2 separate regions of the Homo sapiens genome follow, and region 2 is linked to region 1. A link is a loop called in an ENCODE intact Hi-C map of the cell type or tissue named here. Cell type or tissue: PC-3. All regions are shown on one strand. Each heading gives the region's core, and the rest is flanking DNA. Links, peaks and the distances in the headings are about the cores only. Region 1 overlaps SLC25A21 (solute carrier family 25 member 21). Region 2 overlaps PAX9 (paired box 9).

What was found. A loop is a pair of places that touch in the nucleus more often than their neighbours do. Peaks named below come from ENCODE experiments on the same cell type or tissue, not always from the same donor. Only the 100,000 strongest peaks of a DNase experiment are listed, where the experiment ranks them.
Region 2: it touches region 1 in a loop (4-fold over the local background); 5 of 110 quality-filtered maps call a loop at or near these places.

The regions. Positions count from the first base shown.
Region 1 is chr14:36,746,451-36,749,366 of GRCh38, forward strand. All of the region lies in intron 3 of SLC25A21 (solute carrier family 25 member 21), which reads right to left. Among named protein-coding and RNA genes, the nearest start is that of PAX9, 86 kb to the left of the region's middle. In PC-3, for the core only: CTCF peaks have their summits at 1,301 (motif pointing left) and 1,321 (motif pointing left); no DNase peak of the experiment used is centred there.
Region 2 is chr14:36,664,950-36,667,865 of GRCh38, forward strand. PAX9 (paired box 9) reads left to right here. Exons shown (of 4, transcript NM_001372076.1): 3 at 1,513-1,652. Among named protein-coding and RNA genes, the nearest start is that of PAX9, 4.5 kb to the left of the region's middle. In PC-3, for the core only: a CTCF peak has its summit at 1,523; no DNase peak of the experiment used is centred there; H3K4me3 peaks cover 2,500 bases; H3K27ac peaks cover 2,500 bases.

The DNA.
Region 1 (2,916 bases), core at 318-2,817:
TGGGAGGATGGGAGAGGGGTGAGGAAAACAATACCACCTACTGGGTATAATGTACATTTATTTGGGCGATGGGTACTAAAAGCCTGGACTTTACTAGTATGCAATATATCCATGTAACCCAGTTGTGCTAGTATCCCTAAATCTATTTTTTATTAAGTCCTTCACCAGACAGCTCATTGATAAATAAGCCTTGCTGAGGAAATTCCTTGCTCCATTCTGATCACTCTCATCTTCTCACCAGCTCCCCTTTTCTTATCTCCTGTTTCTAGTTTCTGTCCCTCCCATTCATAAAGTAACTATCATTCACATTTTAACTCACTCTTTCATTAATATACTCTGTGCCAAGCACTAGGATAAACACCTTTTTCTAGGATCCTATTGTCCAAAATCAACTAAGACCTTAATTTTCTCCAAGGACCTTTCTCTGACATGGTAGACAAAATGTTGATATTGTACCTGCCTGCATTATTTAACCAAGATGTTGCCTTTCATATTACCTTATAGGTCTGACACATAGTAACACCCAGATAACATTATATTAAATGCATATATGCACACACACACTCTTATACATATACATCTATATGTATACATCAACAAATATATATAAATTCATATACCCAGACATGACTCAGTATCCATATTAACAGTTGGAATGACTTGCATATTTTTCACTGAATTGAATATGTATTAGTCACATGATTACCATATTTAATCCAGGTTATAAACTGCTTAATGGTTATTCCTGTTTTTAATCACCACTCTCTGGCAGTTAGTATTAATTTGATGTTATTTGTCAGTAAAGGCAATATGAGTGTGGGCTCTGGAGCCACACTCTTTGGCCTTAAATTTTGGCTCAACCACATGTTAGCTGTTTACCCAGCATGGAAAACTCTTGTACAAAAAGTGAGCAAATTAATTCCACTGCATTACTAGTGGAAGAAAGATGGAGTCTATGCCAGTTCTCTGTACTAGTGTTTATGGAAATGAATTAGTACATTGTTGTTAGTTGCCTGATTTAACAGCTTGACCTAGCTACAGGGCTAACATGACGGCAGCTGGGGCAGAAAGCCTCAGAATTCAGAGATGTCCTCCACAAAAGGAACCTTAACTAAGTGTGTGACCCAGTGCCTCAGGAATTCACACCCTGTTGTGGAATTCTGCTGCAACCAATTCATACACGTTTGAAGCCAAAGATGCCATGCACTAAGTGCACCAAGCAGACTGTTCCCCAAGTATAATTCACATTTGGAAGTGCATTAATCATGGCCATTGGTTATTATAGTACATTCCAAAATTAATTTCTGGAGGTGCCCCCTAGTGGTATTGGAGTTAAAAGCAGCTCTTCCATTGTCCCACCCCTGCCAAATACCCAAGCTTTGGACCCGCGCATTTTGAAGGTTACAATTTACAGTCTGATTTAGTGGACTTTCAATTCACTAAATTAGTCTCCAAAGGAAAAGTGTGGTGACCGTTTGTATTTCTACAGGAATTGAGACTATTGAGGGAGGGATATGTTAGAAACAAAAATAGCAATTGTGCACAATGCTTTACAATTATTATCCCATTCAATTTTTTACATGACATAGATACTATTCTCTCAGCGAAGTTAAGCAACTTTCCTAGTAGTGAAACAGCTAGTAAGTGATGGAGTTAGGACAATAACAAAGGTCTATTTGACTCCAAAACCTCAGCTCTTGAACACCGTATGACTTCCACGTTCTCAAGGAGTCACTATCAAGTCCACTGGGGAATTTCATTCTACCTCCTGGCTCTAACGCTTCTTCCCTGACTATGCCTCTAATGTTGGCTGAAGGCCTCCACCTCGGGCTCTGTTTGGTTTCTGCACGGAGCTAAAATGCTGGCTTTTGAGGAACGGCTGAGCCAAGGTTTGTCATCTCTTTTGTCATTCAGTCCTCTGCATCAGTTTTTTTAAAAAGTGCCCAAGTCCTTATTTAACTGACTAAAACACAAGTTAAATAAACAGTCACTGAGCTTTCTGGATTTACTGAGTCAACGTCTACATGTACTTTATAGACTTCTGCATATGCACAGTTTTCCAGATCATTTTGAAAAATTAGTTCCTTCATACCACATTATTATCAATGAATAAATAAGGGTTAGCTATTTCCCTACCAAACTCCTTCAGTCAATATCCTATGAGTTGGATAAACTAAGTAGGATTCAAAACACTTGAAAAACAATGCAGAAGACAACCCTAGGGCTTAGTTTGTGGACTTTGTCTGTTTCCCTGGTGATTTCATCGGGTCCTATGACTTTAGTTATCCACCATATGCTGATAACTGTCATACATCTCCAGTTCCTCCAGTCACCTACTAACCATCTCCACGTGGATGTCTAACAGGCATCTTGTAATTAGCATGTTCAAAATGAACTCCAGATTCTCCCTCCACAGACTTGCTCCACCCACAATATTCTCCAGATCAGTGTTAAATCAAGTTTAGCCTAAGCCTGCCTTTTTACATATTTAAAGTTCAGCCTAAGGTTTCTCTGTCTATCATGAATTATTACCTAAAGGGAAGTGTAAACAGACTGCAGCCTACTCTTCTGCCAATCACCGAATTTTGGCCAATCCAATGTGGCCAACTGTTCAAACTGTGTTCAAATAAGGCAGATGCCAAACTATAACCAATCTGGCTGTTTTCTGTACCTGTCTTATGTTTTCTGTATGTCACTTTCCTTTTTCTGTCCATAAATCCTCTACTATGTGGCTGTGCTGGAGTCTCTGAGCCTACCCTGGCTCAGGAGGCTGCCTGATTCGCGAATCGTTCTTTGCTCAATTAAATTCTTCTAAATTTAATTTGGCTAAAGTATTTTATTTTTATCATCAGTGAATAGCAACTCCATCTTTCCAGTTACTCAGGCCAGAATCTTTGAAATCATGCTTGAGTTCTT
Region 2 (2,916 bases), core at 239-2,738, 82 kb before region 1:
TAAAGGAAGCCCCTGTTCATGGGAAAGTGTGAGATCAGCAGAAATGGGGGCTCACAGGGGGATCTCAATTTCTTAAGATAACTTCAAGCTTGTGCCCACCGACTGCCTTTTGTCTGGGAAGGCAAAGACAGACAGGCAGTTCTGGACCAAAACACAGTTTCCTGGTGCAAATGGGACTCAATCTAATTCTTGGGGGTGGTAGAGGAGGAGACATAGTGAAAAAAAAAAAAAAAAAAAAAGGCTGACAGAGTTTAAAAGAAAACTTTTCCTGCCTAGGGATCCTACCATCAGAGCAAATGTCAGTTGGGAAAGTATTGGAGAATGGAAAGGAGCAACTTTTCCTTTCAGATATTATTGTGATTTTGGATGCCAGCTTTAAACAACCCAGTTTGTGACACATTTGTGATTATAAAAATGATCATTTCTACAAAAATGCTCACTCTTTTAAAGCACTGTGTTAGATGGAAGTGTTTAAAATCAAGTTACAATGGCTTTGCCAAACCACTCCTCCACCCATAGGACCCAAAGACAAACATACATTGTTTGTAGCCTTCACATATCTCTTTGAAACTATACCTGGTCACTGAAAAATGCCAATAATTCAATATTCTCAACCCCAGGTATTATAGTAATTACTTTACACCATACAATTTTCTTTGCATCTCCACCAAGAACAGAAAGAATAACTGATGGCATTACACCTTAACACTTAATTTTACTTTCATTTTCTTAACCTATTTCATTTTCTCTTTCTTGTATATACATTTTTTAAACTCTTTCAGGAAAACCCTGCCACTAACACCCATGGCATGTATAGTGGTAATTGCAAGATTTATTTTTAAGTCATATGCACATATCACATATGTAATGTGTAGAGGTAGTGTATCAAGGGGAGCCCTATGCACACACAAAGCAGAAATCTGTGCATGTATATTTTGCACTGTATCGTGGGAATAATTTAGTTATTTGTTTGCAAAGGACAGTGCAGGTCTTTTTGTTCTCTATTGACATAAGTACCAGATCCCCACAGTGCAGTGAGCACCAGTGCAGGCACCCTTAGGTCAGACGCTCCTCTCTTTCTTTTCAGCCAGCCCCACTGCCAAATTGTTGTCAACCCCCAGTCGGCCTTGGGTTAAGAATGAGGAGGTGGAGAACGGCACGTGCAGCCTTAAGGGTTCCTTCTCCGATTTAGGTTTCTTCCACTCCTTTGCCCTGGGAGAGCAAAGGGGCGAAGGGAAATCAAAAACCGGTTGAAAAAGAAAAAAGTGTCTTCCCTCAGGCGTGGGTCAGAGAATTTGGAAAGGCCTACTCTGAGGGGAGTAAAACTTCACCAGGCCCTGGGCTGGAAGCACAGGAGGTCGCGGCTGGGCCCAGCGCCCTCGGGAGGCCAAGGGCAGGGAGCCGACCCAAGGTCTAAGCCCTCCAGCTCTCCGTCGCGGGTTTGGGTCCCGTCTCAAGAGTGGGGCGCGCGGGCTGGGCCTCCGGCCTGACACCCTCTCTTCTCTCCATCAGTGAGCGACAGCTCCCCCTACCACAGCCCCAAGGTGGAGGAGTGGAGCAGCCTGGGCCGCAACAACTTCCCCGCCGCCGCCCCGCACGCGGTGAACGGGTTGGAGAAGGGAGCCCTGGAGCAGGAAGCCAAGTACGGTCAGGTGAGGAGGCGAGGGTCAGGCCAGGTGGGCCGCGTGGCGGCGGGGATTTAGGCGATGGAACACTTTGTGATGGGTCCCTTTCTGAGCTTCCCGCGAGAGAAGCCCAGGCTGGCGTCCCTTTGCTGCTACGAGCCAGATCCTTCGTGGACTGGGGCGAAGCAGAGGCCTGAGCCTTGGAAGGCGGAGCTGGGGCCTCGACCCCCGCCAGGGGCCGGGAGCGCTCGTCAGGGCGCTGGGGGTCTGGGGCGGCAGCTCCCCGGGGCGAGGCTCTGGGAAGCGCCTCCAGGCCTGTCGGCCTCCGGGAGCTTGGGGAGGCGGCTCCCGAAGCCCTTTCGGCGGCTCTCGTTGGGGGTAGAGTTAACCAAAGAAGGCGCTTCTGAAGGGCCGAGCGGAGCAGCCCTGGGGCCTCAGAGCCGCGCCTTCACGCCCGCGAAACGCGCGCCCCGGGTCTCGGCCCCACGGTGCGACTGCGGCTGCGGGGTCCTCACGTTCGGACTTTCTCTCCGGTGGCTCTCGGACAAACACGCTTGGCCAATCCTGCGGAGAGGGGCACCCAGATAAACGTAACAAAGCTACCATTTTCTCGACTAAAGGTCACATTGTAATCTCCCAAGGAAGTTAGTGAGAAAACCTCAAATTATACGGACTGGCTGTGGACCGTTTAATTTTTCTTTCCCTCCGTCCCTCCCTCATGTCTCCAAAGGAAAATTTAAAACACTCGTGTTTTTATTTTCCCCCCGAGAAAAGCTAAACAACCACCACAACAAAAGCCCCAGATTTAAGTCTAAATTCATCACCGTCCTGGAGTCAAGAGTTCAAAACTCTCAAAAAACCGGACCTTAAGGCAATGTAAGGTTTCCCCAGCAGACCCCAGTAGGTTTGCAAATCTCTTAATCCCAAACTCAATTCCAAAGCCTCAAGCTATTCAGTTTTCCTTTTATTATTTTGAAGACTTAAAATTTTTAATGCTTTTTTGTCTGTCAAAATCAGCTTTTAAAATTAAGTGGAATTTGTTCCTCTTATTCACTTGAAAAAACATCTTAGTCATTATTTTCTGTAACAAATCCCATTTCCACTTCCTCTTCCCTCTCTTATTTTGTTGAAATAGAATCAGAATACATATTAGTGGCTCTCCAATGGCAAATAACACAGAAAATAGCAAGGAAAGAGAGCCCTTTTCCTTAGTCTGTTTCTACTGTGAAGAATGTCAATGAGAAATGATAAGGAAGTTTGTCATTTTCTTTTACTAAACGACCCACCCTTA